Linked DNA regions of Mus musculus: region 1 is linked to region 2. Evidence: chromatin loops called from intact Hi-C (ENCODE). Cell type or tissue: left cerebral cortex. All regions are shown on one strand. Each heading gives the region's core, and the rest is flanking DNA. Links, peaks and the distances in the headings are about the cores only.

Evidence for each region. Peaks named below come from ENCODE experiments on the same cell type or tissue, not always from the same donor. Only the 100,000 strongest peaks of a DNase experiment are listed, where the experiment ranks them.
Region 1: it touches region 2 in a loop (4-fold over the local background); 7 of 42 quality-filtered maps call a loop at or near these places.

What each region holds. Positions count from the first base shown.
Region 1 is chr1:66,412,050-66,428,078 of GRCm38, reverse strand. It overlaps Map2 (microtubule-associated protein 2), which reads right to left. Exons shown (of 15, transcript NM_001310634.1): 7 at 11,932-15,672; 8 at 11,529-11,735; 9 at 11,213-11,347; 10 at 7,883-7,944; 11 at 6,289-6,433; 12 at 2,551-2,882. Among named protein-coding and RNA genes, the nearest start is that of Unc80, 48 kb to the left of the region's middle. In left cerebral cortex, for the core only: no CTCF peak of the experiment used is centred there; a DNase peak (open chromatin) is centred at 9,524.
Region 2 is chr1:66,105,355-66,121,383 of GRCm38, reverse strand. No RefSeq gene overlaps it. Among named protein-coding and RNA genes, the nearest start is that of Gm51629, 120 kb to the left of the region's middle. In left cerebral cortex, for the core only: no CTCF peak of the experiment used is centred there; a DNase peak (open chromatin) is centred at 5,848.

The DNA.
Region 1 (16,029 bases), core at 7,078-12,077, 300 kb before region 2:
CACAAGGTACAGGATGGCTCTGTCTTCCTTGGTGGTTCTGGGTTGGTGGCAGCCCACTCAAAAATTCAAAGGCAGTACATTTGTAACTGAAAGGAGCACACAGGTGGTTTAGGTTTGTCCCAATGGTGTGCATTTACAGACGTTCAATCAGACAATACAAGTCTTTAACAAAGTCAGCCTGATAATTTCTAATGACATCCTAACAAAATCTTTCCCACTCATTCTGTAAAGGAATAACAGATACATCTAGTCAAACTCTCCAATGAACGTCCATACAAAAAATAGGCTTTCTTCACCCCTAGTATTTGAGAAGATATACTCTAAGGGGTTTTATAGGTAGAAAATACCGCAATGTTGAGAAATAAATATTTTCTACAAAGATAGCACAATTTATAAATATAATTAATTTATCCCGTCCACTATAAACTAGGGAGCAAACATTTTCTCTCTGCCTTTCCCCTTGGTGAAGAAATATCCCCTGCTTCTGCAACAAAAGTCACTGAGCTGTCTCTCTGTTGTGGATTTTTTTTTTTTTCCAAGTTGTCTGGGGCTGAGATAGGGTGACTTGGCATCAAGCTAACACTGGCCCAGAGAAAGAAGATATTTAAAAAACACCACCACAATTTTGAAGCTATTTTTAGTTCTTGATGTAATTTTGGTTAATATGTCTTCATTAGCTCTTAAGCATAATCTCTGGGGATGCTTTATCTCATACTAAAGGAATAAGACATTTTTAAACCAACTTTATGAATTACCAGCTTTTCTGAACATCAACCTGAAGGGAGCCTCGGGACACAAACAAACAGAGGAGAAAAAATGGATGTCCTCATATTTTTGTATCAATTTAATCTTAAAGAGTCTTGGCAAATTAATGGCTAAAACCACAATAAGAAGGTTTGGATAATGTGTAGGAACTCAAAGAAAATTATATACTATACAATTTCTGTGAATGGTACCAATACCTTTTTATATTTATTAAATTTTCTCTAGTTTCTATATAATGTTATAGAAATGAGTAACATTTCTTTGTGAATCAAGAGATAGATGATTGATTGAAAAATCAAGATTCTTCAGGACACAGAAAAGCCACGTCTGGTGAAGGAGACGCTGAGGACATGGGGGTTTTATGACAAGGGAATCTGCACTGTAGTCTCAGAATGTTGAGAGCTGAGGTAGGGGCATTAGTTAAAGAAGACCAATTGTGCTTTGCAGCAAAACCTTGTCTCAAAACAGGCTAATCCGTTTTAGACATCTCCCTTTTAAAAGCCATGGCAAAGAATTTTCCATTTAAGGTTAATGATATGTTAAACTGATTTTACTTAAGTTACTCTTCTAAATTATTTATATATAATTACTAAGTATGCAACAAATGGCTCTTTCTAGATGATCCCAAAGGTTTTCTTCTATTAAATGGGGAAAACTGATGAATTTAAGAATAATGAGGCTGGGCAGAGGTGGCGCACGCCTTTAATCCCAGCACTTGGGAAGCAGAGGCAGGCAGATTTCTGAGTTCGAGGCCAGCCTGGTCTACAGAGTGAGCTCCAGGACAGCCACAGCTATACAGAGAAACCCTGTCTCAAAAAACAAACAAATAAATAAATAAAATTTTAAAATGAGATGATTTTTTTAAAAAAATTACAGAATAAATTTGCTAGAATTTCAGTTATATTTGTGTCTGGCTGTAAAGCTTTCTTACACCTCATTTTCACAGCATCTTCCTGTGAAAATGTATCTGTGAGCACACTATTACAGCTATTCTTAAAGCATCTCATAGCGCCCTGCCCCCACGGCTCATCGGTTGCCTTTTCCTAAGCCCCTGGGCTTCCTGGAACGGAATTATGATGTGGAAAGCAATGAATGTTGCTGCTAAAGATGAAGCACCAGGAAGTTTTGGTATTGACACTGGACAGGAATGCTCGAAGACTTCACACTTCAGCAAGAGCTTTCTCTGAGACCTCCTAAGATAGAATTTTCTTGGCAAGGAGGAAGGATATCAGGAGTCAGAGGCGGAAATTGTAAGAGACAAGTAGAGGAGTGACACAAAAGGCATGGAGCTTCAGAGGAATCCGGAATCCAATGAGCATTACAGTTTGTTCAAAAGGTACAAGTCGCCGTTTGTTCTTTATGTCAAGAATAATTTAAAAAGCCTATGAAGCTGAATCATCCCATAGCATATTAATATTCTATGAGACTATTAAACAGTATTTGCTTCATTTTCTTCCAGGATCACAAAGCTAACTTTAATATATCCAAATCGACTTCAGAGACCCATTCCAGAAATCAATTAAAGGTTCCTTGCACATATGGTTAAGCCCACCAGTAACCAATGATCACAAAAGGATATGATGTATCAAGTGATTTTCAATGTATTTCCTAAGCTTGATTCTCCAGACAAGATCCAGACTCAGCAATGAATGGTGGTGACCCATGACCCTGTAAACATCTCTGTCTCCTGTGCGCAAGATGGCCAGATTATAATGCACAAAAAGCAACTTAACCGTGAGTGGGATTGCTCATCTGATACCAAGTACGAGTTCATGGAGCTCTTACCTGACCCCCCTTAGGCTGGTATTTGATGTTGTCAGTTGATCCGATTTTGGACTTGACATTCTTCAGGTCCGGCAGTGGTTGGTTAATAAGCCGAAGCTGCTTAGGAGTAGCTGGGGACTTTGGAGGAGTGCGGATGATGGCAACTTTCTTCTCACTGGGCACCAGGATGCCAGATTTGGGGGTTCCTGGTGTCCTGGGGTAGCTCGGGGTTCCCGGGGTGCCTGGGGTACGTGAAGAGTAGCTTGGGGGAGTTCCAGGGGTGATTGCAGTTGATCCAGGGGTAGTAGGTGTGGAGGTGCCACTTTTTCCTGCTCTGCGAATTGGTTCTGACCCTATGGTAATGAATAGGTCACACACACACACACACACACACACACACACACACACGCACAACACAAGAAAATCACATCAGAACGTTAAAAAATTCTTAAGGTAGTCTTCTTCCCACACAAAGTTAGTACTCATAGAGTTCTTAATTCAAATACATTTAGAACTTTTTAGAAAAGATCACGATAAGGCTCAAAGAGGTGAGAACCTCTTTTCCTTCCTTTAGGTTCATAAACTGGTGATATTTTTGAGTATATGTTAATATACAAATTTAAAACGTGTATATTTTTCCTATTTGGTCTCATAGTTCTTACTGGGACTCATTGGAAATGATTCTTCTGTTTGTATGATTGTTGAGTCATATGGACGACCTGTAGTTAGAAACAGCATACATTTATTGTGTTATGTGGGTCCCTGATTGTGGGAAGACTCCTGAATGGCACATGGATCATTCATTTCTCCCTGAAAGTGCATCCATTCTGAGACTCAGATATACACCTGACAGTAAATACACACTGTGAATTTACTTCCCATAGTTTTTGCTTGTGGAGCTTCAATGTGAATCTGTCCATTTGTACTGAGAGCTCAGAAAGTACCAACCTAACACATGTAATAAGTGGTTTTATTGTACCTTGAGTTAAGTGAACCAAGCTCTCCATCTCTACTGCATTCAGGACTACATATGCTCTATTCTGTCAGAGTTCATGAGATTCCTGAATGGGATTATTTCCCTAAAATTCTTTTCAAAGCTTGTATAAATGCCAGGACATTGCTGCGTGTAGCTAAGGAGATGGTAGGCAAACAGAAGAGAGCAAAATGCTTCCCCTTCTAATTGTCCATGTATGTTTTGCTATTGCTGTATGGCGCTAAAATACACCCAATATTTGTAGATGTCAACATATCAGTTATACTTGCTATCATCTGACACAAGGCAATAGACTATAAAACAAATTAAAGCTAGAATATCACAACCGTGTTGTCTCAGAACAGTAAAAACCTCTTAAAGGGCAGAACAGGTAGGCTCAAAGAGGTGAGTTTATTTAGGAAGTGCCATTTTGTTTCCATAGAAACACATATAGGCATGGTTGAAGACATGCCACTGGGGAGAACTGATGCTTTTTTCTGTCTTACCCTCTTCTGGGTTCTTGTGTACATCCAGTTCCAACTCTTGATATGCGAGGGGAAAATTGCTTCCCTGGGGATTACTGGTTCATAAATATCCTCCTTGCTAATATGTTACAATAATTTAATCTTGCTCCAGCAAAAGAGTTTTGAGGTGTCAAAGCCCTCTTAGCATAGACTTCAAAGGATGCAAGTATTGCCCCAAATTAAACAATGCTAAGCACAATTTCCACAATGACAATAATGTTTTCAGTGTAGACAAACCACTAAGTGTCAGGTATGATAGTGTACTGGCTAGTTTTGTGTCAACTTGACATAGCTGGAGTTATCACAGAGAAAGGAGCATCATTTGGGGAAATGCCTCCATGAGATCCAGCTGTAAGGCATTTTCTCAATTAGTGATCAAGCGGGGAGGGCCCCTTGTGGGTGGTACCATCTCTGGGCTGGTAGTCTTGGGTTCTATAAGATAGCAAGCTGAGCAAGCCAGTGGAAGCAAGCCAGTAAAGAACATCCCTCCATGGCCTCTGCATCAGCTCCTGCTTCTTGACCTGTTTGAGTTCCAGTCCTGACTTCCTTTGATGATGAACAGCAATGTGGAAGAGTAAGCTGAATAAACCCTTTCCTCCCCAAGTGCTTTTTGGTCATGATGTTTGTGCAGGAATAGAAACCCTGACTAATACAGATAGTTATATCTCAATAGGGAGATTACTATTAAATCTCTGAAAGCAAATGTTGAAGGAAAAATAAGTTACAATATGACAACCGTGGCCATTTCCATCATTATATAGTAGTTCCTAGATTACAGAGATCTGGTTTTCCATGGAGTTTTATAGAACATTTATACAGCATTCAGTTTCTTCCAAGACAAGGTTAAGGTGTTAAGGAGAATTGTGACGTCACCAGTGGACTGAAGACCAAATCTAACCAGGTTTCACTGTGCAGTATTTGATATGTTATTACTCTGTCTGTTAGGTTAGTTTTTATTGTCTTTGAATTGAAGCTGCTAACAAATGACCAGCAGAATTATTAACTCAATCAGGTAGAAAAGATGCCTTAAAGGTCTTATATCTAATATGTGCTAACCATGGTAGCTATTTTAATGGAAAAGGATAACAATTTGATACAGGACCTGCTAGACAGTCTCAGCAGCAATGTAATCTACAGTGTAATAACTGAACATTACACAGATCACACAGGTTGCTATAATTGTGAATCAGTCCACTATGGGCCAGTAAACAAAAGGGATAAAAGATAGTGTACAGGACACATCACGTTAAAGGTCATTTGGCATAACATTTTAAAAAAGAAATTAAGTAGAAACTTCATTTTTCTCTCATGTGTGTACATGTACGAATATGTTGTGTGTGTACAAGCTAGAGGTCAGTATCAAGTGTCTTTATTGTTCTTCACCTATAGTGTGAATCAGGGTCTCTTACTGAACTTGGGGCTCATAGATTGGCTAAGTTTCTGGCCACTGAGTTCAGAGATACTCCTGTCTGATCAGGGTTGAGCTGCAGATGTCCAGCACCATGCCCAGTTTTACACTCGAGCTAGAGAGCCCAATTCAGGCGGTCATGGTTTTGTAGAAGTACTTTCCCTACTGAACTTTCTCTCTAGCCTTGGGTTTTAGGTTTTCCACTTAGATTTTAAGATATGTTATTGTAGTAAGACTTAATGGTGTAGAGATATGTAAAGCAACTCAATGGGTGATTTTCTTTCTTTCTTTTCTTTCTCTTTTCTTTTTTCTCCTTTTTCCCCCCTCTCTCTCTCTCTCTCTCTCTCTCTCTCTCTCTCTCTCTCTCTCTCTCTCTCTCTCTCTTTCTTTCTTTCTTTCTTTCTTTCCTTTTATGGTTTTTCGAGACAGGGTTTCTCTGTATAGCCCTGGCTGTCCTGGAACTCACTTTGTAGACCAGGCTGGCCTCAAACTCAGAAATCCACCTGCCTCTGCCTACCGAGTGCTGGGATTAAAGGCGTGTGCCACCACACCCGGCAATTTTCATAATTTATTTTCATAATTTATTTGTTTTAAGTTTGAGTCAAGAGAAAAACATCTTTCTAAAACAGGCTATCTTGAACTCAGTAGATATGAAGACACTCTATTGCCATTTGTGCCATCAACTCTCTTGCCACAAAGCATTTTTTGGAACAATCTACTATCTAGATTTTCTAATATTTATCTATAAAGATACTATCTTCTAAATACAGGCTTATTTTACTTAAACACTACAAATTTAAGTAAGCTTCTTTTTCACTTAAAGGATTAAAGGGAAACAAAGTAGGATGACCTACTGGTGGTCCGTCGTGCTGAAGAGATGGAGCTATTCAGAGAGAAAGAGTTCTCCTCCCTGTCTCCTGATACACCCCTGCGAGGAGGGAGGATGGAGGAAGGTCTTGGGAGGGAAGAACGTTTCTCTGGGCTCTTGCTTATTCCATCCTGATTAGGGAAAATAAAGACAGTAGGTTCATTTTAATTATGCAACAGTACTCTGGTCATTTTTCCTGGCAATTTTTTTTGATGCACCAACTTTAATATACTAATAAAACTTTCTGTTTCATTACTTAGAATTTATAGTGTCTGAGTTGTTCTGAGCTTTTATCTTGAAGTGACAGTATCAAAAATGAATTGTGGTGTTTAGTTTTTAAACAAGAATGGAGATGGAAGGAATTTACAAAATTGTTTTTCATAAATCACTAATACAACCAAAAGCTTTATTACTTAGTATTTTCAACAAATCTGTCTAATTTGTAACTACTGAATTACTTCTCCTTATCAAATAAACACCCTCAGTTTGAGACAGTTACCAAAGTTTGGTCAATATTAGAAACAAAACACTGCCTATAGTAATAGAAAAGTGGAACTACCATGTTTGATAAGCTAAGAATTATGATTTAAATGTCATATAGGGTTGTAAGGTTGCCAAACTTGTCTCTAAGCTACTTATTGAAATCATTCAAATTGTTCATTGTAAATTTAGAACTTCATTAGTAGACTTTAATTGCTTTTTTTCCATTCATAAAAAGAGCAAAAATACTTCATGTTGGTTTTGTCTTTTTAAAACATAGTAGAATGTCATGTTGTCATTAAAATGGTTATTAGTAATGATTACTACTAAATTAAAAAATATATACAATGTTTTCTTTTTTGTTACTAAACCTATAAAGAGGGAAATTACTATGTTTAATTTTCTCAACTAAATTATTATACAGGAAGTTTTAGAAAATTAAGATAAAGAAATAAGAGATGACATAGATAGAAATATTCAGGATTCAGACATGAAAAAATAATATATTTTTTTAAAAATGAGAAATACACAATAGAGATCCAAATATCATGACCACCCAGTGCAATGCCACATTGTCATTAAAATGGTCACTAAGAATGCTCACTATTATGTTAAACATCAATATACACTATCTTCATTTTTTGTTAGTCAACCTATAAGGAGGGAGAAAAATAAAGACTTTAAAAATCAAAATGGTAACTGTAGCCATCTTTAGTAAAATGATTATAGCTAATATTACTTCTCACTCATTTACATAGTTTCATTTAGACTTATAATGAAAATGTAAAATAGTATATTAATTATAAAAGCTAAAGTATGTTCTATAAAAAATCTAAGTGAATTTTTCCTCCCCATTTTTGGCAACTCATTGTGCAGTTTTCTGTATGTTATCTTGGTAACAGAGCAAATCCAGTTGTGTCCTCCCCAACTACCCTCATCCATCATTCTAGATGATGTCAGTTTTGGCTTGGATGCTACAAACAGGTTAAAATGGACATTTAAAAAGAAATACAATTATCTACATAATATCTACACTTTGCAAGACATTGAACGAATACCAAAAGTTGAATGAAAGAGAAGAACAAACTTGCTTTACTCACAGTGACTTTATCCTTCGCCTGTTTAAAAGCACCAGGAGCCTGAGCCAAGTCACCACTTGCTGCTGTTGAAAAGAAAAGAACAACTTAGCGTCCGAAACTCACAGAAATGCATTTTCTGATACTTGGGTGTTCTACTATCTCATAAGACTAAGGCAAAATACAATTCTCTTGCTTTTGAGGCTCAAGTTCAGTAGCCAAAGGAACTTGGGTAACAGTAATGCATTATGTGGCTCCAACTATAGCATGTGCAAATTAATACAGACTATTGTCTACTGAAGTGCAAGAGAGTACAGTGCACACACTCTTTTTCCTATGGGTCACCAAGGCACTTACTTCTGAGTATCCACCATAAACACATAGAATCTTTAGATCAAAAGTCACAGAACATCAAAGCAAATGCTGCTTAGTTAAAGGAAAGGAATATGATTGGTTTTGGGGTTGGAATGATACAGAAATGTCCAAGCCTCCTCTTCTAGAAGCCACTGGCTAACTTATAGATCCGTCTACATTTTACCTCCCAGGCTGTCATGACCAGCAAACCCTTTGCCTGTACACCTCTTCATTTTGCACTATGATTGACATACTTGTCTGAAGTGAAATTGTACCATAAGAAGGGAACAAGAACAACTTCTCAGGGACAGAGAATGAGAGATTTTAAGTTCAATAAGTAAAAAATGTGTTCTATGCATGCACTTCCTGTATGACACAATTACTGCATCTGTTACTGCTGTTTCTCTTGATGCTGTTGTTTGCTTCTGGTCTCAATTTTAAATTCCATCCCACCCTACATTCTGTGTAGATGACTTACCTGAACTGATAATCCTTTGTGTTTAAAAATAGCAGTATTTGACTGCTGTCCTCAGAAGTAAAATATTCTAGCTTGTACGTTTACTATTTATTTATTTATAGAGAAATCGTCATGAAAAAAATCCTTATAAGCCCTCAGAGTAGTTCTGATAAAAAAGGTCCTATGCTATGTGAGTTGTTATATCAAGAAAATGGCTGCCTATAGTGTGTCTATTGTATAAGGACTGGCTAGGAGGACTTTTCAGATCCTACCGTAGCAGTGAAAATGATGTCATTGACTCTATGACATATCTAAAGTTCCTGCAATGTGTATTTGTAGTTTGCTTTAGTTCAATAACATCTGTACTTTGTATGGTTTTCCTGCTGGCTTCTCTTGGTATTTGACTAGAATAAGGGGATACTCTAGTTAGCCTGAAATTTTAAAAATCATTTAAAGAATAAACATAAAGAGGGAGGGTTGGCTTTTAGTATGGTAAAGTGAGTGTCAATAACATGCAAGCATGTCATATGAATGACTTACAAACTATTTTATATTACCTCTGATATTGCACAACTCTAACAGCATTTTTAGCTTTTCAGGTAGAACACAGATTTCTTAATGTTCAATCCAAGAGAATATATTTCTCAAAGCATTTGTCTGAGTAAAATAGAATTTCTAAAATCATGACCTACTTAGCTAATCAAGATACAACAGTTGGAGTTATATGTTAACTCCTGATTTCTAACTTTGAAGTGCTCTGTACCCTGAGTCTTTCTCAAGGTTTGTGTATAGAAGAGTTTTCCAAATTAAAATCTTGGCTGGGGTACTGTTCTTGCATAAAGTATGCCATATGGTTTCTATATGTAGGTCACAAACACATGATACTTGAAATTCTGGCCAAGCATGGTGCTCATGCTTACAATCCAAACATTGGGGAGGCTAAGGCAGGAGGATCATGAATTCAAGGCTGACCTAGGATATGTACAAATACTTTGTCTCAAAAAGCATAGAACCCCCAAGCCCAAGCCCCAGGTATAAAATCTAAACAAACAAACAAAAATAATAGAGACTTTTGGTGGTTGTTCTAGAAGATCAATGTCTCTGATTTTTTTCTCAGTAAGGTCAATGATATCATTTCTAATCTTTAAAGTGACTCAAAACTTTATATGAAGCCATTTGTAATGAATAATTAAAAAGAACAATTTCTTTCTGATATTTTTGTAGACTACAAGAGTATCCACATAGACACTAAGAAAATTTAAAATTAAGATTATCATAGCATAATTTGGCACACAAAGTAAATATCCTGATACTCTACAGTGAAATTTCAAAGTAAAGTATAGAGCTATATAGATTTCTATTGTGAATTCTTTAAAAAAGATTTCTATTTTATGTGCGTGGGTATTTTGCCTAATGTAAGTGTACAAGATATGTACAGTGCACAGAGAGGCCCGAAGATGAGGTTGAATTCTTCGAAATTGGAGTCATAGATATTGTGGACTGACATGTGGGTGACAGGAACCAAACTCAAGTCCTTTGTAAGAAGAGTAAGTGTTTATAAAAATAAAGCCATTGCTACAGCTCCTTTCCTAATGATTTCTCCCACGTTTTATTCTTTTCTTCTATTAGATCTTTAAGCTTATGGTTGTGTAAATTTGGGAGAGACAGAAATAATTAGAAGGCAAAACAAGTCTTTCCCCTCCTCATATGTAGTCCAGGTCTCTCAGAATAGCCCAGGCTGGACTCACACTGGAGATCGACCTAAAGATTCACTTTCCTCTGCCTCCCCAGCACTAGAATTATAGAAAACATATCTATGTCTAACTTAATTCAGTCATAAGGGAGTGGAGTTTTAACTTAGATTTCTGCACATTGAATTATATAAGAACATTTGGCAGCTGGGATGGACATCTTTAAGAAAATCTCAAAGATGAAGTACAGGAGATTGAAAAGGTGTTCCCTTTGAACATGATGAATAAAATCTGATAGTATAGACATCAGTTTCTTTGTTCTTCTTTCTTTCCATCTAAAGAGAAATAATCTTGAAAATTAGTCTTATTTCGGGGGTGGGGGGTTCTCAATTCCAAAGTCTAAGTCAGTATACATGGTCTCAGTAAAGTCAACATCAGTAACAGATTTGGCAGTAAAAATAGAGAAAATAGGACAAATATACATGGATTTAAGCATGGAGGAGATAAATAAGCAAAATAATGAGAATGCATACCACGGTTAAATTCATCGCCATCGTCTAACCAAACACACAGAATGAAAATAGGGATCCCCAGAACGTGACAATAGAGCACAATGCCAAGATACAATCACGCACTGCTATGTCTGAGTATGACAAAGAAACAGATGGTCATGACCTCTTCTGCAGGGAGGGAAAAAAAAAAGAATAATGATACAAGACACTTAATAGCGAAACTGTTCATGATTGCTGAGATTTGGAAGTAAAACAAAATGAAGAAGCTTCTACAGTAATGAGACTTAAAAAAAAATACACATCTATGTTTGCCAGCCACATCGCAGAATTAAACAGTCACCTGTGGTTTTCCGCTTAACACAGGAGAGATGAGTTGGTCTAGTGTATTTGATAGCAGGTTTTAAAATGAGTTTCCTGGAAGGAGAGTGGGCCTGAACTTCTGATTTTTTAGCAAGTTCAGCCTTCTTATAAACTGCTATGAATAAGAAAACACAAAAAAGCATACCATCAGGAAAGAAAGCAAACACTTGGAATGAAAAAATGAACAAGATTTTTATAAGTAACTAGTTAGGCAAGTTGCTTTGTCAAAAGAGCAATAACAAATTAATTTAAAAAAAAACACCGCACATTTTAAAAGAAGTGATTGTTAAATGAACCTTTTTTCCTTCTCACTTCATCCCTGGAGACCGTGCTAGGTTCCTTTTTAGCTACTTTTCTTTCAGGAGTGGAAATTCTGCCTCTCCCGGTTTTAAAAGGCTTTTCTTTTCTATGTTTCTCGAGAGACGGTCTCCGAGCATCCTTCTCAGCTCTCTCCTCTTTAGGAATAGTTTCTAACTGCTCTGTCAAGATGCTTCTATCATCATCTGCGGATCAAAGCAAACCATGGCAACAAGAAGAGTGAGATCATTAGTGACAGATGTATAAAACCCTTCACATACTTAACACAATGTAAAGTAAATAGAGACTATTATACATATTCTTTAAATGTTTAAAGTGAAAACCAAATTCCCCACTAGGCTACTGGGTCTTATTTGGGAGAAGATTGAAAAAGAGGCACACCTTGAGTGTCCACCCACAGGCTGTCGGCGTCCATAATGGAGTCATCAATGGTGGTCTCGTCTTTGTAATCGTCGTAAGTTTCTGTTTTATATTCTGAGAACGCAACCTCTTCTTTCTCAGGGGTAGCTGGAGCATCTGGAGAGCCATCCTTGGGTTCTGCCTGGGCTTCTGCTGCCATCTCTATTTCAAGCTCTTCATCGTGAGGGCGTGGTCTCCTTTCTTCCTCCGGCTGAGCTGGAGCTGCGAAGCGCACACTGTGGGACCCCGACTCCCCCTCATCAGTTGTGGTTTGTACTACAGTGATAAAATCATCCTCAATGGTCACCACAGACTCAACCACACCTTTGAGCTCACCTGGGCAGGTCTCCACAAACTCCTCCCTACTTTCTGAAACAAGCAGGTCGGAGATCTGGAGGGTATCTGAGCGGAAGAGCAGTTTGTCATACTCTCCCCCAGCTTCTATCTCTTCTTCCTCACTTGGGACCTCTGCTGGTTCGGACACAATGGCTTCAGGCTGTGGCTGGGTGACATCAGAAGGTATGGCAGGTATATCCGGAGTCTCTGTGCTCTCTTCCTTTGGCAGCTGAATGAATTCCATCTGGACCTCACCCTTCTCATCCGTGGATAAATCAGCTTCGGAAACTGGAGGCGGGCAAGGGATTTCTACAGACAGCTTGAGGGCAACTTCATCTTGGATCAGTGATGTCTCTGGAGATGTTTCTTTCTTGCCCTCATCAGGCTTCAGAGACTCCATAGTGAGGCTTTCATGCTCACCGCTAGACTCATAGGACTCTTCTTTGTCTACAGCCTCCTGATGCACCAAATCAGGCTTTGTCACCTTTTCCTTGACTTCTGTTTCATTGACTTTGCCACCTTCCTTGATGTGGCCGGACTCAACACCCATGAAGGAATCTGCTTCTTGAGGTGCTTCGGATGAGAGCGTCAGCTCCTGAGCAACCTCAAACTTAAGCTCTATGGCTTTCCCAGCATCTACATTCATCCCAGAAGCCATCTGTCCAAAGTCACTGACTTTTATATCTAACTGACTTGGCTCAGCTTTCGTTGCAGCAAAATCTAGACCTTGATCAGCTTTTGTGGTTGGCTCGACCTCAGCTACCTCTGGCACTGAACTGAGACCTTTCTCTGTTTTCTCAGGTGATGTATCCTTAGTTGTTATCAGTTCTTTGGTGGAGGCTTGATCATAAGTTATACCTAATCCAAAGAGCTCTACTTTACCCCCCATCTCTTCTGACTCCTTGGCATGTTCTTTTGAATCAATATGCTCTTCACTCTTTTCTAGGACAGTATCCAGCTTGTCATTAGCTTTCCTGTCATGGTCAAACTCCCTACTCAGTCTTGATTTGTCAGCAGAAGTGGGTGGAGATGCCTCTTTCTCAGCAGTGAACTCATCTTTGACTCTTCCAGCAGCTGCAAGTTTTACTTCAATTAGTGAAAGGTCGGTGGCCAAATCTCTACGGACTTTGTCATCGGTTCCTTCATAAAATGAACCACTCTCTCCTGACAAATTCTCACTGTCTTGAACTGGTGATGGGAGAGGGACTGTGTACTTGTTGAACACACAGTATCCCATGTCTTCAAGTTGACTATCTGGTTTTACAGTGACTGGGCTTTCATCAGCGACAGGTGGCAAACTGGTACTACTCTCTGCAAGCATAGCCTCTGATGGGACTGATTTCCTCCTGGCAACCTCAGCATCTGCACTCACAGAAGCTAATCTGGACCTGGTTCCTGCCAGATCTAGCATCTCGGGCAGGTCAGGGGCCATGACAGTACCATTTTTGTAATATTCTTTGGCTGGAAAGGGTGACTCTGAGGATGTTTCAACTTGGATAGTTTGCCCTCCAGTCACTTTTGCTTGCTCTGCTTTATCTTCTTCCTCTTTGCTCTCTATAGGAAAGCAAGGCATCTTCTCCACTGCAGGTGTGGTGGGGGGCAGGTAATCATCTCCTTCATCCATGCTTCCACTAGTGTTGGTTAGAATATCAGAAGCCAGAGGGGAAAGATCATGGCCCCGGCCAAAGTTAAACCCAAGGGCAATGGAATCAAGGCAAGACATAGGCAAGTTGATAGACATGCTTCTTTGTTCTATTGCAGACCTTCCACCAAGCCCTAAGCTTCGACTAAGTGTCAGATCGTCCTTATTCTTACTATGAAGGTCCCTTTTCTCTCCATAAACTTTGGGGTCAATAGTGAACATTCTCTCTTGAGGAGAACTTGGTTCTTCAGGTAACTCGGATGGATGATCGGGTGTATAACTCTGAGCAAGAGTGCTGTACCCTGCTTCCTGTGCTGGAGGACTAGGCTGGGATGCTTTTGCCTGAAGTTCCTTTTCATCATGTTGGTTCTTAGGAGATATAGTATCAAGAGATTCCTGGGCACTTCCTCTGGAGTCACTCAGCTCATAGTAATCACTGCCCAACTCAGTGCTTCTCGTCATGTCTTCTTTCAATGCAGATGTTTCAAAGTACTTAGACATCCCTGATTTATCTTCATAAAACGGCATCTCAACCTCGGCTATTGTCGCAGATCCAGCGCCTTCAAGCTTATTTTTGTCAGCTGTTTTCTCTTCAAAAAGTCCCTGGATTTCTCTCCTTTCACTTACTGCCTCTGGCTCAGATGTAACTTTTCCCAAGGTCTTGGAGGTCATGGCTGCATCTGTAACTGCTTGTTCCAGACTTATAGGGAAGGAGTCTTGTTTTAACTCATCAATCGTGTGTTCTTGGCCTTTCTGGTCTTCCTTGGAGAAAGACTGCTCGGTGGAAGTCTGAATTACACCTGTTTTATCATCTCTTAGTTTAAAGGATTCCTCTTTTTTTGCCACAGCTTCTTCGATAGAAACAGTTGATTTCTCATCAAGCTTTGTCTGTGGTTCAGTTTCAGTGAGTGTAGGTTCCTGTACACTGGGTGCAGAAGTCTCCTTTTTCTCTTGATCTGTGGTAACCTTTACTTCTCCTGAAATGTTCTCCCCAACATAGCCTTCCACAACTGGACTATGAACATTTCCCAGTAAAGTGGTAACTTCTGAGATGGAAACATCTGCCACTTTGTCTGCTTTATCTTTCAGTGGCTCCTCATCTTTAGAACTCTCTTTGGAAGTAGCTAGAGCACTGGGGTCCTGCAGAGACACTTTGTCATCTGATTGGAAGAAGACAGGGGCAAAGGGTCGTGGTCCTTCTGAGACTCTCTCATTCTTCATAGTGTCTAAGGGAAGAGTGAAACTTCCACCATGGAAGGGGCTTGGCATGGGAGAGTCAAACTGCTTCCCTTCCCATCTTGGGATATCCTCTAGCACATCTTTTTCCCTCATGGGTGTCAAGGGGCCAGGAGATATTGGGGCAGCTAAACCCCATTCATCCTTCTTTGATTCCGTGGGCATTTCAATGAACCAGTCTTTTGGCTCTTTTGGAGCTGGGGGCTCTGCCGAGAGGCCAATGCTAGGCATCACTATGCTTGGTTCTGTGCTCTGTTTTCTGTCTTCCAGGTTGGTACCGAAAGTCTGCGCAAATGGAACTGGAGGCAACTTTTCTCCTTCCATGCCTTGGAGATCCTTTTTATCCTGAGGAGTTTTACTTGTGTCAGGAACTAAGGCAGCATGTTCAAAGTCTTCACCAGGCTTACTTGGCATCTTAAACTCCATTTCTCCCTTGTCTAAAGGCTCAGCGAATGAGGAAGGAAATTTCTCCTGCTCAGGGAATTCCATCTTCGAGGCTGTAAGTAAATCTGAAGTAATCGAGTTGATTTTCAAATCAGATAATAGGCAACAGCTTTCAGGCACTTAGCTTAAAATCATATTTACAGATAGGAAATGAATGGGAAGGTAAGAGGGAAGCTATGGACCATGCAAGCATGCTGCCCACTGAAAAATGACAAGGGAATGTCAGGACTGGAATCTGTATGTCCTAGCACTGAGTGAAGTCCTGTTCTAAATGAGTTATAGAAAGAGTTGGCCTTAGGCTACTTATTCTTTTTGTTTATCTTAGTCACTTCTAAACAGTGTATAGTGCATAATTACTTGGAAAATGAAGAAGCATCTTCATTTCATTAATAAAAGTTGAAATTAATTTACATTAAGGAAGT
Region 2 (16,029 bases), core at 3,690-8,689:
TTCTAGAGAAAATTGTCTAAAATGCTTTAGCCAGAAGAGATGTTTCTCAGGGTGAGGCAGTGAGTTTTAGGAAGTATAAACTAATAAATCTGAGGTTGGTACAGTAGCTCACAGCCAAAATCATAATCCCAAGTGTTGTGGATAGTCCTGGGGCTAATTATATTTGATGTCAATTCTGTTCTCCTGTGAGTGGTTGTGAACAAGGAATGAGTCAGCACTCAGGTGATTTCCTATAAACCTGCTTCCCACCTTAATTTGTAAAATAAAGGAGAGCTGATGATTGGGCAGATAAAAGGGAAGGTGGAGCAGAAGGGGAGGGAGAGAACACAGAGGAGAAGGAAGAAGAAGAAAAGCAGAGCTAAAGCACATGGCCTGGAGAAATGGCAAGTTCTAAGGAGTCTCATAGATGTGGAAGACGGTAGTGTAGCAGTAGATCTGCCCAGTCTAGGTGCACAGCATGTATTCATATTAACTAAGTCATGCTTTCATTGCTGGGGCCTATTTGAGTGAAGATTTACCTCAACACCCAAGGGTCTAGATGCCAGCCACGGCCACATGAAATGAGGCAGTGTTTGAGAGAGAGGAATAAACAAATCAAACTAGTTATTTCATTCTCTTTTTCTTTACACTTATTTGTGTGTGTGTGTCTGTATGTGTCTGCATGAGGATATGCCACATATATGCAGGTACCTGTGGAAACCAGAAGAGGGCCTGAGATCAATTGGAGTTGGAGTGACAGATAATTGTGTGTTTTTTAACATGGATGCTGAGGAACACCCTTAAGAAGCAATATATGCTATTAGCTTCTGAGCCATTTCTCTTGCCCAAATTTGTAATTTCTTACATGCTAGTATATCTCTGAGTAGAGATAAAATAATTTATACTTTAAAGTCATAATTATAGATTCATGGCATGTCATCAAATAGGTCTTGAGATATATTCTTTTTTTTTTGTTGGTAAGCTCCATTAATTATCTAGTGATCCTTATGTTTAAAATTATAGCGAACAAAAATCTAAAGTATAGGCTTTTCTCAAAATGTTTGCATACCTGATAAACTTTCATCACCTTTTATATCTTCACTCTGCCAACTATAACAACAACAACGAGAACAACAAAAAAATTTTCCAGAACATTTAAATCATAATCTAAATGAAGCCATTTTCAAATACGTTTCAGGAATCTGAACACAGCCATCTTGAACACAGAAATGTGAAGTAAGAAGATGTTTTGATATACCATCTATGTTAGAAGCAAGTGGCTGTAGGAGTGAAACACAGTATTCAGTCTCATACAGCACTATAAAAGCAGAACTTGTATTTAACAAGCCTCTCAGTGGTTTCTACATAGAGACTTGAGTTTGAAAATTGCTTGGCTGGATGGTCTTTATCTAAAGATTTACTTTTTGTTAAGGACCCCCCTGTTTTATGTAAATGTCTGAGAATGAGGCAATGGGATTTTATTTTGATATTGAGTTTAGGCTCAAATTCTGGTTTCAAAGGTAGTTTGTGACCAGATGGCTGACTTTGTATTACTTGAGCAGTTTTCTTATTCATCAATATTGCATGTTAATTGTTCCTTACACATTTGCTATTTAATTATATATCCAAACCCTGGCATACAGCTGAACTTAATAACTTGGATTTATAATTATTGCTACTGTTTCTATTATTTTTACAGCCTAAATTTCCCACCTTAATTCATGTTTGCTAATGGGGTAGTACAGCCAATAATAGGTTAAGGATAGACTTTTTGTCTTCTTTGTTTCCTTTTAAAAGAAGATACTTAAAACTCATTGTTCATGGCAGAAGGTAAAAAAAAAATATGACCTTCATAGTATTATGTAGCAAATTTAGGGGTTTAAACATTCAACTATGGAGGAAAGCTCCCTAAGGCTCAGAAGTTACAAGACTCAGAAACATTCCCTCTTGTAAAGAGACAGAAAGGATTTGTGACTCAGGAAGAAAGTTCCTGAAACTAGCAAAACAATGGGAAACTCTCCATGAGGTTACCGAAGTAGTAAACAAATTTATGAGGAGGAAATTTTCAGATCATCCCAGACACCAGTAGAAATGTTCTGACCACAAGATTTGTCTACATGTCATGCAGATTGTGCCAAGGGTTCCGGGTTTTGTGAGTAGCTATCCATATTGATAGGATATAGCTGCCTTTGTCTTGCTCCTTTTCCTATAAGTAATCTTATAAGTAAAAGGTATAAGTATAAGTAACTTCAATAAACTTATTTGTACACCAAGGTGAATCTGGGTGCAATCCTTCTATATTTTATCATTGGTTCTGTATCTCAAATAAGAAACACTTGTAGCCGGGCGTGGTGGCACACGCCTTTAATCCCAGCACTCGGGAGGCAGAGGCAGGTGGATTTCTGAGTTCGAGGCCAGCCTGGTCTACCGAGTGAGTTCCAGGACAGCCAGTGCTATACAGAGAAACCCTGTCTCGCAAAACCAAAAAAAAAAAAAAAAAAAAAAAGAAACACTTGTTATTTATTTGTCTCCAGTGATGACTTTGGTTGATCATCCACATTAGAGATAAGGAAAGAGTAATATGATCCTTAGTTTTTCCTAACTATAATAAATACCCAAGATATTCAATTTACAAAGATAAAAGGTTTTGTTTGCCTTAAAATTCTAGAAATTTAAGTCCATTACTGAGAGTGTCTTTGTTGCCTTTACATTTCTGGTGATGAAGCCACATAATCACGGAGGGTCGTAAGCAGTAGGAAAAGGCTATTCACCTCATAGCCAGGGAATCAAAGGGAAGAGAAGAGCCTGGATCTCACTGTCTTCCTCAAGGCCATCCAATAATCTAAATACCTACAAGGTCCTAATGCTTAAACATTTTACTACCTCCTACCTGTATCATGCTGAAGACCATGTTATATAGACCTTTGACCACACTTAAGGTGCAACTGTAGCAAGCAGTGATGCAATGTCTTCTAAAAACAAACTTTTGACTCTGAGTACACCCTAGACAGATTTTCTGCATAGCTATAGAAGAAGTTCGTCTTTGGGGTGGTTTGCAAAATATATTCAATAATTGGTTCTTGCTACATTAATAGTTATTTTTGGAATGAACTAATCCAGTCTGACTTCTCTTCCTACCTTGATAATTATGTTCAGGCTTACCTGAAGTTAAAGAGTCTAATTAGTATCCCAGCTATATAAAACTTTATTGAGAGATTTTTGACCCCAACTGTATCTCACAGCAAAAAAAAAACGTGGTGGCTTTGCTGGCTTAGCTTTATGTCAAGTTGACACAGCTAGAGTCATTTTAGAAGAGGGAATCTCAATTGAGAAAATGCTTCAGCAGATTTGCCCTTTAAGCTAGCATGTGAGGCATCTTCTTGATTGATCATTGATATGGGAGGACCCATCCCACTTTGGGTGGTACTACCCTGGGCTGTTGGTCCTGCGTGCTATTCAAAAGGAGACTGAGCAAACTATGAAAAACAAACCAATGAGTAACATTTTTCCATGGCCCCTGTATCAGTTCCTACCTCCAGATTCTTTCCTTTAGTTCCTGGTCTGACTTTCCTGCATGATAGAGAACAAATTGTAAGATGAAATAAGCCCTTCCATCCCCAAGTTGCTTTTGGTCTTGGTGTTTTTATCACAACCAAGAAACCCTAAGACAGTACAGATGTATCGTTTATCTAAATTACTAGAAGTTAAAAATTAACATAATCTGTAAATTAAAAATTGTTTGTATATATGTATGTGTGGTTTTGTGTTTGTAGGTAGTCACATTGTGGTGCACATGTAGATGTCTGGTGGATGTTAGGAAACAACTTGTGAAAGTGTGAAAAGCAGTTCTCTCCTTCTACCATGTAGGTCCTGAAGATCAACTTTAGACCATCAGGCAATAACTGCTTTAGCCTTACCTTGCCAGACAATCATCTATCTATCTATCTACCTATCTATCTATCTATCTACCTATCTATCTATCTATCTATCTATCTATCTATCTATCTATCTATCTATCTATCTATCTATCTTCTATCATGTGTTTGTATCTGTCTGCCTGTCTGCCTGTCTGTATGTAATATGATGTGTTTGTGTTAAAATGCATATGGAAGTCAGAGGACACTATCAAGTGTTATTCCTCTGATGGCTGCCTACCTTTTGCTTTTGAAAGAAACTCTCTCGTTGGCCTAGAACTCACAAAGCAGACCATACCAATGGTTGCGAACCGAAGGAATCCACCTTTCTCCTGCCTAAGATTGAGATTACAAATGTGTGCCCTATGCCTCACTTTTCTTTTTCATTTGAATTTTGGGTTCCTCATGCATACCTATGAAGTGAGTACTCGATTGAATGAACTATCTCCTCTGCACTGTAATTTTTTAAGTGAAAACAATCAAATTTGCAAATCACTTTAACAAATATATAAACATCTACAATTCTATTACCAGTGTCTTCCTATGTACTGATAAATTACTACCAAATGCCACAAAATATTTTTCATTTCCTAGTTTCAGCTAGTGAAACTACTCATAGCTTAATGATTTTCTACAGATTAAGATACAAACACAAACAGCACATTATCATTCCTGGAAAATGAGTAATAGAACAATTAATATCTGAGAAGAATTTTTTATAGCTTACTTACTTGCCTACAATTTGGAGCTTAATTGAACCAAATTCTTGCACACTATAAGTACGCACTGTCTTTCCTCAGTATTAACACTATAATAAAATATGCAAACATTCGTGGCATTTGCCTCTACTCACTCTTCTTCTGAGAACAGAAAGCAAAAGGCTTTGAGAGAACTTAATCCCACTAAAATCCCTTAAGGTATTTTAATGATACTCATACAAACAAAAGGTGTATCAGTTACAGGTTATCTATGTCAATTCTCACACTTATTTTATACATTTGTGATATGTGTTGACCCAAGTGAAAAGGCTCAGTGTGCAGACCCTGCTGTGTGGTTTAACCGCAGTATTGCCAAAGCTTCCTGGCTGCATTGCAGATAGGTGTCTAGTACAACCTGTTAAATGGTTACCATCGTGAGTGAATTCTTCCTTTTAGAAAACTGATGATGTCCCTAGGAGTTTTGTCTTTAGAACAGTCAAGATTTTCTCTGCAGTTATGAGGCCTTCTCTCCCATTAAAGAATTTGGAGAACTGAACCCATGTGGATATAGAGTTGATACATTGATCTCTGCAGTAATTGAAACAACTGTGGATCATTATATGAATATAATGTAATATTTTTCTTCCTTGAGGTTACCGGGTTTCTAAACTAAACATCAGGTCTATACACATTCTTCTTTTCACAAATAGCCTCACTTTAAAAGCTATTAGTAGCCTACAACTTCAATTATTCTTTAATGTAGTGGTTCTCAACCTACCTAATGCTGAGACCGTTAATTAAGTGCCTCATGCCATGGTGACCCACAACCATAGATTTATTTCATTTCTACATAATGACTGCAATTTTGCTACTTTTATGAATTGTAATGTAAATATCTGAGATGTTGGCTGCCTAATATGTGACTTCCCAACCCACAGGTTGAGAACCTCTATTTTAATGTAAACTAAGAGAAACTGCTTGTCAATATGGTTATTCCAATAATTAAATGTATGAATGTTCAGTTAATTAAATAGGAATATAAATCCACAAAAATTAAGACCAAGTTGATTGGTCAGTAAAAAATTCACAATTTATAGTACAGCCTAGCAAGGCTATTTTGTTTTTACCACCATTGCTTTTTGCCTTGTCATATGCTTCTTCTAAGAAGCATAGTAACATGCAGAGCAGCCAGTTCCCTGTGCTGGTAAAGATTTAAGAACCAACAGAAGCTTAAGCTGTTTGCTGACTCAGCCTTCTCCTGGGGATCTGCCAAGCTGAGTTAAGACTGGAGATCCTCCCGGGTTCACAGGAAATTAGCGTTCAGTAAAAATATCCCCAGGGCATGTGTAAAATGTCACTTGCTGCATGTCTGAGATGTATTCTATAGAAAAGATGGAAACCTTTATTGTCTCCAGCTGTGGCGTATTCTGGTTCTTCCTTTCCAGGGCCCAGTCACTGGTGAGTTCTGCAGCTCCCAAGAACACATTCACTCATAGGCTTTCTTATAGCTGTTTTGTAAATTATGATGTTTTGGGACTTCTTAGAAATATTTTGAAATGTATACATGCTTCAGAACTGATATCCAGTGTTAGCAATGAAAATTTCAAAATTAGCAATGAAAAAACGTAAATGCAAAATCCTTAAAAAATCAGTTAAATATTTTGTATTACTCATTTGAAAATTTTCATATATATATGTATATATATATATGTATCCTAAATGATATTGATAACATAAACCTTGAAAGAAAATTGAAGTTACATTAAAACTCTTGTGAAAAGAAAAACAAATTTCCAAAATTTTGGATTATCTTCTATTACTGAATTAAAAAGTTGGATGAGGGCTGGAGAGATGGTTCAGCAGTTAGGAACACTGACCTTTCTTCCAGAGGTCCTGAATACAATTCCCAGCAACAACATAGTGCCTCACAACCATCTGTAATGGGATCCGATGCCCTCTTCTGGTGTGTCTGAACACAGCTCCAATGTACTTATATACATAAAATTAATAATAATAATAATAATAATAATTAATAATAATAATATTAGGTTGGATGAATTTCTCGACCCAAAAGAAGAAAAATTGAATAAAGCAGATATCATGTCATGTGAGAAAATAAGTTACACAAAGTCACCTGGAGACATAATAAATCTCTCTCTCTCTCTCTCTCTCTCTCTCTCTCTCTCTCTCTCTCTCTCTCTCTTTCTTTCTCTAATCTATCTATTAGAGAGACAGATATGAAGATATTACAGTGTATATGTATGTATGGAGATATAAAACAACTGTATCTGTATATGTATATATACTACAGTATACATCTATGTATGAAGATATAAACCACCTCATGTGGAAATGTTGACCTCAGTTCCCTTCTCACAGATGCAGACAATTCTGAGGTTTACCTCATGTCTCAGAGTTCCCTTGCTGGATCAAGCTGGAGCTACCCATAAGACATTTTTCTGAAGATTAAACCTTTGTCTGGTAACTTATACACCTCCAATATTTCCTCAAAATCTTACTTGCCCACAGATTTTCTTCTCAAGCTCTGCCTCTGAAGAACCTAACATTGCATAACAGTCAATCTGTTTCAAAGGAGACTGGAAAACCTTTGGCCTATCTAGTGAAACAGAACAAGGAAGTTATTATGCTTAAATTTCACTCGTCTTTCTGTATTAAAGGATCCTGGCACACTGCCTGGGTGGCCAGAAACCAGAGACTGGACAGCACAGAGACATGGGATAGAATTAAAAATGACTGGGGAAAATAAGTAAATGAAATGGTACCTAATTAGTTCTGCTATACTCATATACTAGAGCCTAGCCCAATCATCATCAGACAGACTTGATCCAGCACCTGATGGGGACAGATGCAGTGACCCACAGCCAAAAATTAGGCAAAGATCAGAGAATCCTATGGAATAGGGAGAGGAAAGATTGTAGGAGCCAGAAGAGTCAAGGATATGGCAAGAACATGGCCTAGAGAATCAGTCTCACAGGGCACACGGAGACTGAAGGGACAATCGGGGAGCTGGTATGGAGGTGAACTAGGTCCTATGCATATGCATTATGGTTGCATTCTCGTGAGATTCCTAACGTGGGAGTAGTGCTGTTTCTGACTCTTTTGCCGGCTCCTGAGACCCTTTTCCTCTTGCTGGGTTACTTTGTCCAGACTCAATATGAGGGCTTGTGCCCAGTTATGCAATGTTCCATTGATATCCCTAGGAGGCCTCCTCTTTTCTGCAGGAAAGTGGAGGAGGAGTGGCTCTGAGGAAGAGAGGACCAGGGGAGGGACTGGGAGAAGAGGAGTGAGGATATAATATATGCAAGAAGTTAGGATGTAATATATAAGAGAAGAATAAATAAAATTTAAAAAGAAGTTTTGAAGAAAAAAATAATACTGTCAATTTTAAATTAAAAAAATGAACAGTTTAGGATTGTATGTGAAGAAATCAATCTAATATGTAATTTGAAAAACTTCAGGTAAGATCAGTTTCTTTCAAACCCATTTGAGGAAAATCAAGCCTATAGTTAAGAGAAGTGGATACGCCAACAATTCTGTAGTGAGGGAGACTTCTTAAAACAATTAAAATCTTCTCTTTGGACATGGCATGACTACTGGACACAGAACTAACAACAGCTATGCTTACTTGCACTATTCCTGTTTAAAATCAAACGTGCTAGCACGGATCTGGTGACGGCCTTGAAAGTCCTCACTCCTACCTGAGGCACTATTGGCAGTTAATGGCTCCCGGGGGAGGGATAATCACCTTACTTTGGGATAGAGCCAATAGTAATTTGCCCATGCTCCAGTAGATGACCTCACACTCTGAACACGCAGGCAGAAGCCCTAAATGTACTCATTGAGTTAATTGTAGGAAGCTATCTGCATGGAAGGTGTGGAAAGGCATTGGAGGGAACAAGTTGAGGATAGATATTATCAAAATGCTTTGTATATATGTATGAACTTCTCAGACAATACATTTAAAAATATTTTAAAGTTATTTTTAAGAATACCTAGTCATTTGGGCATATGCTAAGGAGTGGTATAATCATATCATATGATAGATTTAGCTTTTTAAATTTGTAATAAATTTTATTTTGGTGCTTCATCAAAGAATACAATATATATTCAAAAATTTTAATTTATTTTTTTTACTTATTTACTTTACATTGTGCTTACTGTCCCCCTCCTGGTCACCCCATCACACATCTCTTCCCCCATCTCCACATCCCTTTCTCCTTTGAGCTGGTGGGAGTCCCCGATTGCCATTCCTCACCCTGTTACTTCAAGTCTCTGTGAGCTAGGTGCTTCCTCTTCCACTGAGCCAGACAAGTCAGCCCAGCTAGAAGAACAGATCCCATGGTACAGACAGCAGCTTTTGGGAGAGCCCCTGTTCCAGTTGTTCTGAAATCATATGAAAGGTCAAGCTGCGCATCTGCTACATATGAGCATGTGAGTGGGGAGGCCTAGGTCCAGCCCATGTATGTTCTTTGGTTGGTGGTTTAGGCTCTCAGGCCCCACAATCCTTCCTTCTATTCTTCCTTAAGAGTCCCTAATCTCTATCTGTGGTTTGTCTGTGGGTGTCTGGATTTGTCTGAGTCAGCTGATAGGTGGAACCTCTCAGAAGACAGCCATGTCTTCAGCAAGCATAACAGAGTATCATTGATAGTGTCAGGTGCTTGCCAATGGGATGGGTCTCAAGTTGGCTAGGTTATTGTTTGGCCATTCCCTTAGTCCCTGCTCCAGCCCTGGTACCTGCACTAAGGATTCTCCATACTGATTTTCAGAATTGCTACACAAGTTTGCTTTCCCACCAACACTGAGTAAAGATTTCCTTTCTCTTCATCCTTAGCAGTGTTTGTTGTCTGTTGTTTTGCTGATATTAGCCATTTTGACTGGGATAGGATGAGATTTCAAAATTGTTTTAATTTTCATTTCCCTAAGTGCTAATGATGCTGAACACTTTTTGATGTATTTCTCAGTTATTTTTATTTATGCTTTTGAGAACTCTCTGTTCAGATCCATAGCCCATTTTAATTAGGTCATTTGTTTTATTGACTCTGCCCTTTGAGTTATTTATATACTCTGTATTAGTCCTCTGTTGGGTACATAGCTGGCAAAGGTTCCTTCCCACTCTGTGGCTTTCTTCTTCCCTTGACTGTTTCCTTGCCTATACAGAAGATTTTATGATTTTATGAGATCCTACTTATCAAGCATTGGCATTAGTTCCTGGGCGAATGGTATACTATTCAGGATTTTTTCCCTACACTTGCATCTTTTAGGGTACTGCCTATCTTTTTCTTCTAACTTGACATCCTACTCCACAGATACTTGCTCAGCAGTGTTTACCGTCCTTTTCATAATAGGTAGGAAATAGGAAAAAGCTAAATGTCTTTCAATAGATGAATGGACACTGGAAAAGCAGGAGGGAGTTCCAACTAGGGAGGAAGAAGAAAAGTTAAATACTGGGATTATTTGATACAGCTTTAAGGAACCATATTATTTTATATGTAATACTTACAAGCGTGCGCGCGCGCGCACACACACACACACACACATACACACACACACACACACACACATGGAAGTTTATATCTCTTGGGATGACAATATTCCCTACAAGAACCATAGGCTAACGAAATCCCAGCACTAGGAAAGAGGAACTTCCTTTTTAATGGTTAGCCAGTGTATTAAAAATGACTCATAGAACTTAGAAAAGAATCAATCACTTTCACTTTGTTTTACCATCGCAATTCCTAACTACATTTGAAGTCTTGTCCTTATACCCACAGATAAGTATAGCTCCCACCCCTCATCAAACAAGCTTCTCTTTACAGAAAATGGAGACCATCACAGAAAGCGATCACTGGATACAACACAGAAATCAATGGATGATGGTGATCCTAGCTCCAAGGGGTACATTTTACATCACAAGGGTTTTACCTCAGGTCTCAGGGAACATTGCCAAAGAGGGACTGGGAAGATTATAAGAGCCTGAATACCAGGAAGTTGCTGTGAGCAGAAGTCCAATGTGATGTAATGTAGCAAAAAGGTCCAGTGCTTTTAATGGAAGCAGACTGAGTTGTATCTGATACATTACTTCTGAAATAATTGTGAAATACCACATAGAGAAGTTGAGCAGGCAACCACCTATGCCGGTCAAGAGGGAAAGATGGGGTATAAGAGCTACACTTAAGAATCATTAGTATAGAGAGAATATTGAAACCCACACACATAAAACAAAAATAATACCGTGTGACTGGATTAGATAAGCAGGTACTGAGACTATAGATTATAGGAGCCAGAGGGAAGGCTAAGTAGGTAAAAGAATGTGCTCTGCAAACTCATTGCTGGAACCCACATGAGAACATACTCCACAAGTTACATGTTATCCTCTGCCATCCCTGTGTGTGCAGTGAACATACATAGTTATGGTAAATAAAGATTTTAAAAATAGTAAGCTGTTATGAAGACAAGGTAAATTGAAGAAAGAAAGTTGAGCAGGATCAGCTTGTGACATAGAAGGAGAATCAGACCTTTGTTGCTTTTGGAATCCAAATGTAGAAGATATGTCTGCCATAAACAATGTTATGGAGATAGTAAATAGTATAACCATTGAAAGTAGAATTGTAGGCTCTGCATTATAGAGGTTACTGGGTCCTTGAATAGAGGTGCATAAGGGAGCAATACCCATCTAAAAACAGCAAGAAGACAACACATTGTTTCTTATTTCTATTTTAGCGTCTACTTCTCAAACGAATCTAAAAAAGTGATGGCTGTCAGGGGTCCTATAAACTTATGATACAAGCCTTTGCTTTATCATGGAACTATTTGGGACTCAATTTTGGCTGGGGTCTGAGCCGAGTAATGGAGACAGAGTTCACAGTGAGAAGTAAGACTTGCAAAGACTTGCAGCATAACATTGGTTCTTGTCACCAGCTGACCACCAACCTCATATACCAAACATGTTGGATAGAGTAAGAAAAAAAATTAAGGAGAGGTTTTTTTTTGACAAAGTATAAATATTCTGTGATTCTTCCTAACAGCAAAAGTCAAAGTATTTCCCTTTACCTTTAGACAAGAAGAAAGGTGCTGTAGCCGACTTGGGGAATTTAATACACTCCATATCATTCAAGGACTATTTGGCAAACATGTCTACCAGGACTAGGGCTGGTCTTTTGATGACAGAAAAGAAGTTACAGCTTCTTCACTGCCATCATACACTTTCAAGTTCAACTAGAGAAAGACACTCAAGACATCTGTAATTGGTGTGCTCTCATCAGGATTTTTCCTGTTGTGGTCTAGTGCTGGTTTTGGCCTGAGATGGTGTGTCAGTTAGGCTTTTCTTTTCTTCTTTTTTTTTTTTGGTTTTGGTTTTGTTTTTTTTGAGACAGGGTTTCTCTATAGTGTACACCAGGCTGGTCTTGAACTCAGAACTCCGCCTGCCTCTGCCTCCCGAGTGCTGGGATTAAAGGCGTGTGCCACCATGCCCGGCTCAGTTAGGCTTTTCTGATATGACAAACCCAGTCAAACACTCATCAATAAATTAAAAGATAAAATGTTTGAGATTTCCACAGACAAGATGGAAGTAGGTATGTGAAAGCTCATGCCAACAAGTTCCCATCTCAGTTCTGGGATGACTTTGCTCACAATCTTGGCAGCGCCAGTGGATGCACTGTGTGTGTGTGTGTGTGTGTGTGTGTGTGTGTGTGTGTGTGTGTGTGTTTGCTTCTATATGTTGCAAATAGAAGAGTGCAAAGGATCATGGTATTTTAACACAACAACAGAACAGTAACTGACAAAATACCATTTGTTTTTGAACTCATTTTCTCTGCACTTACACTGAGCTAAGCAGTTTCATACATTATTCAAATTAACTCTCACATGACAGCATGAAACATCTATTTTTATTTTACAGATCAGGGAACTGAAGCCATGAAATCTAGAGTCCTCAAGGTCACCATATTAATGAGGTGCAGATGCAGGATGCAGACCAGGTCGGTTTGATGCAGAAATCATATGTTTTATCCGCTATTCAATTTCTAGGAAGCAGGCAAATTGAATAAATAATAGGTGTTAGTTTAATTAGGAAGAAATAGGGTACAGAATATAGGGCATAACTTAAATGTTTTGCTAATTTGTGTAAGATAGGTCTTTCCGCTACAGATAATGAGGTTTTCATGCTGTGAATATTTTATATAATTACTTGTGATATAATAATTTTTAGAATTTGGATTGCAGCCTAATTTTTGTTTTGTTTTTTCTCATTTATCTTTTCCATTTATTTATTTATTATTTATTTATTAACTTTACATCTGATCTCAGCCACCCCTCCATTCCCTGTCCCTGCCCCGTCACTGTCCCGCCCCCATCCCCCTTCCTTCTCTGAGTAGGTGGAGGATTCCCTGGGTTCCAGCCCACCCTGGCATTTTAAGTCTCTGCAGGACAAGTTGCATCCTCCCCCACTGAGGCCAAACAAGGCAGCCCAATTAGAGAAATAAGCAAGCAACAGAGTCAGGGGCAGTCCCTGCTCCAGTTAGTTCTTACTCATGGGATGGGCCCAATGCCAAGTTGGATCCATCATTGGTTGCTCATTCCCTCAGTCTCTGCTCCATCATTATCCCTGAACTTCTTGTAGGCCAGACAGATTTTGGATCGAAGTTTTTGTGAGTGGCTTGGTGTCCTTATCCCTCCACTGGGAGTACTACCTAGCTACAGGAGATGGCCACTTCAGGCTCCATATTCCCCACTGCTAGAAGCCTCAGCTAGTGTCACCCTCACAAACTCCTGGTAGCCTTCCCCATTCTAGGTCTCTGGAAGGTCATGGAGATGCACCCCTTCAGCCACTGATTCCCATTCACTCTCTTGGCCTCTCACCCTGGCTTTCCCCACACCTGATCCCCACTCCACCCTGTTCCCCCCATCCCCTCTTTTATTTTTCTTAATTTACTTTTATTTGTAATTCATTTTTTACACTCCATATTCCATTCCCTGCCCCTTCCCACCCATCTCTCCACTGCTCCACATCCTACCCCTCCTCCCCACCCCATGCCCCACCTCACCTGACCTCTAAACTCCCTGGGGTCTCCAGTCTCTTGAGGGGTTAGGTGCATCATCTCTGAATGAACACAGACCTGGAAGTCCTCTACTGTATGTGTGTTGGGGGCCTCATATCAGCTGGTGTATGCTGTCTGTTTGGTGGTCCAGTGTTTGAAATATCTCAGAGGTCCAGGTTAATTAAGACTGCTGGTCCTCCTACAGGATCACCCTTCTCCTCAGCTTCTTTCAGCATTCCTTAATTCAAAAACAGGGGTCAGCTGCATCTGTCCATTGGTTGGGTTCAAATAACTGCATCTAACTCCTTCAGCTGCTTGTTGGATCTTTTAGAGGGCAACCATGATATGTCCCTTTTTGTAAGCACTCCATAGCCTCAGTAATAGTGTCAGACCTTGGGACCTCCCCTTGAACTGGATCCCACTTTGGGCCTGTCTCTGGACCTTCTTTTCCTCAGGCTCCTCTCCATTTCCATCCCTGTAATTTTTTCAGACAGAACAATTATGGGTCAGAGATGTGACTATGGGATAGCAACCCCATCCCTCACTTGATGTCCTGTCTTCCTGCTGGAGGTGGGCTCTATAAGTCCCCTCTCCCAGTCCAGCATTTCATCCAAGGTCCCTCCCAGTGAGTCCTGGGAGTCTCACATCTCCTAGGTCTCTGGTGCATTCTAGGAGGTCTCCCAAACCTCCTATTTCCTGAGGTTGCCTGTTTACATTCTTTCTGCTGGCCCTCAGGGCTTCAGTCCTTTTTTCCTCACCCAATACCAGATCAGGTTCCCCTCTATCTCCCACTCCCCCCACATCCCATCCACTTTCTCTCCCAAGTCCCTCCCTCCCTCTCCACTTGTGATTGCTTTCTTCTCCCTTTGTAAGTGGGACTGATGTGTCCTCCCTTGAGCACTTCAGCTTGTTGAGCCTTTTGAACTCTGTGGACTGTATCTTGTGTATTCTATATGGTTTTTTGTTTTTTGTTCTTTTTTGCCTAATATCCACTTACTGGTAAGTACATACCATGCATGTCCTTTTGGGTCTGAGTTGCCTCACTCAAGCTAATTCCATCCATTTGCCTGGTAAAGAAACTGGAGAGATCTTACACTAACAACTTAACAGCACACTTGAGAGCCCTAGAACAAAAAGAAGCAAACTCACCCAAGAGGAGTAGAAGGCAGGAAATAGTCAAACTCAGGGTCGAAATTAACCAAATAGAAACAAAGAAAACAATACAAAGAATCAGCAAAACCAAAAGCTGGCTCTTTGAAAGAATCAACAAGAGAGATAAACCCCTAGCCAAACTAGCTAAAGGGCCAAGAGGCAGTATCCACATTAATAAAAATCAGAAATGAAAAGGGAGACATAACAACAGAAACAGGGAAATTAAAAAATCACCAGATCCTACTATAAAAGCCTATACTCAACAAAGCTGGAAACTCTAGATGAAATGGATGGTTTTCTAGAGATTTCACATACCAAAGTTAAATCAAGAGCAGGTAAACAATCTAAATAGGCCCACATCACACAAGGAAATAAAAGAAGTCATTAAAAACCTCCCAACAAATAAAAGCCCAGGGCCAGATGGGTTTAGTGCAGAATTCTACCAGACCTTCAAAGTAGACCTGATACCATTTTTTCCTCAAACTATTCCATAAAATAGAAACAGAAGAAATACTACCTAACTCGTTCTATGAAGCAGCAATTACTCTGATACCTAAGCCATACAGGGATCCAACCGAAAAAGAGAACTTCAGAACAATCTCTCTTATGAATATCGATGCAAAAATACTCAACAAAATTCTTGCAAACTGAATCCAAGAACACATCAAAACCATCATTCGCCACGTTCAAGTAGGGCTCGCCAGGAATGCGAGGTTGGTTTAATTTATAAAAACCCATTAAAATAATCCACTATATAGACAAACTCAAAGAAAAAAAACATGTGAGCATCCCGATCCCCTCTCACAACCATTTTCTTCCCTCCCTCTAATGATGATTTTATAAAATATTTTATTGTGACAAAACCAATAATGCTATCTGCAAGCATTTTATTAGATCTAAGTACACACACACACACACACACACACACACACACACACACACACATACACACACACACGTACACACATACATACACACATACATACCTAAATACACATACACACATATATACACACACATATACATATATACATAAACACACACATATACATACTTGTATACATACACACATGTATGTGTGTGTATGGGTTGTGTGTATGTATGTGTGTGTATGTATTTTATGGCTAGGCTGAATCTCTGCTAATCATGAGTCAGGCAATTGACCTTCATCTGAGGAAGTAGGTAGTGTTGGTTTTCCTTGGCTTTCCACTCCTTTCTAAGGCGGTACCT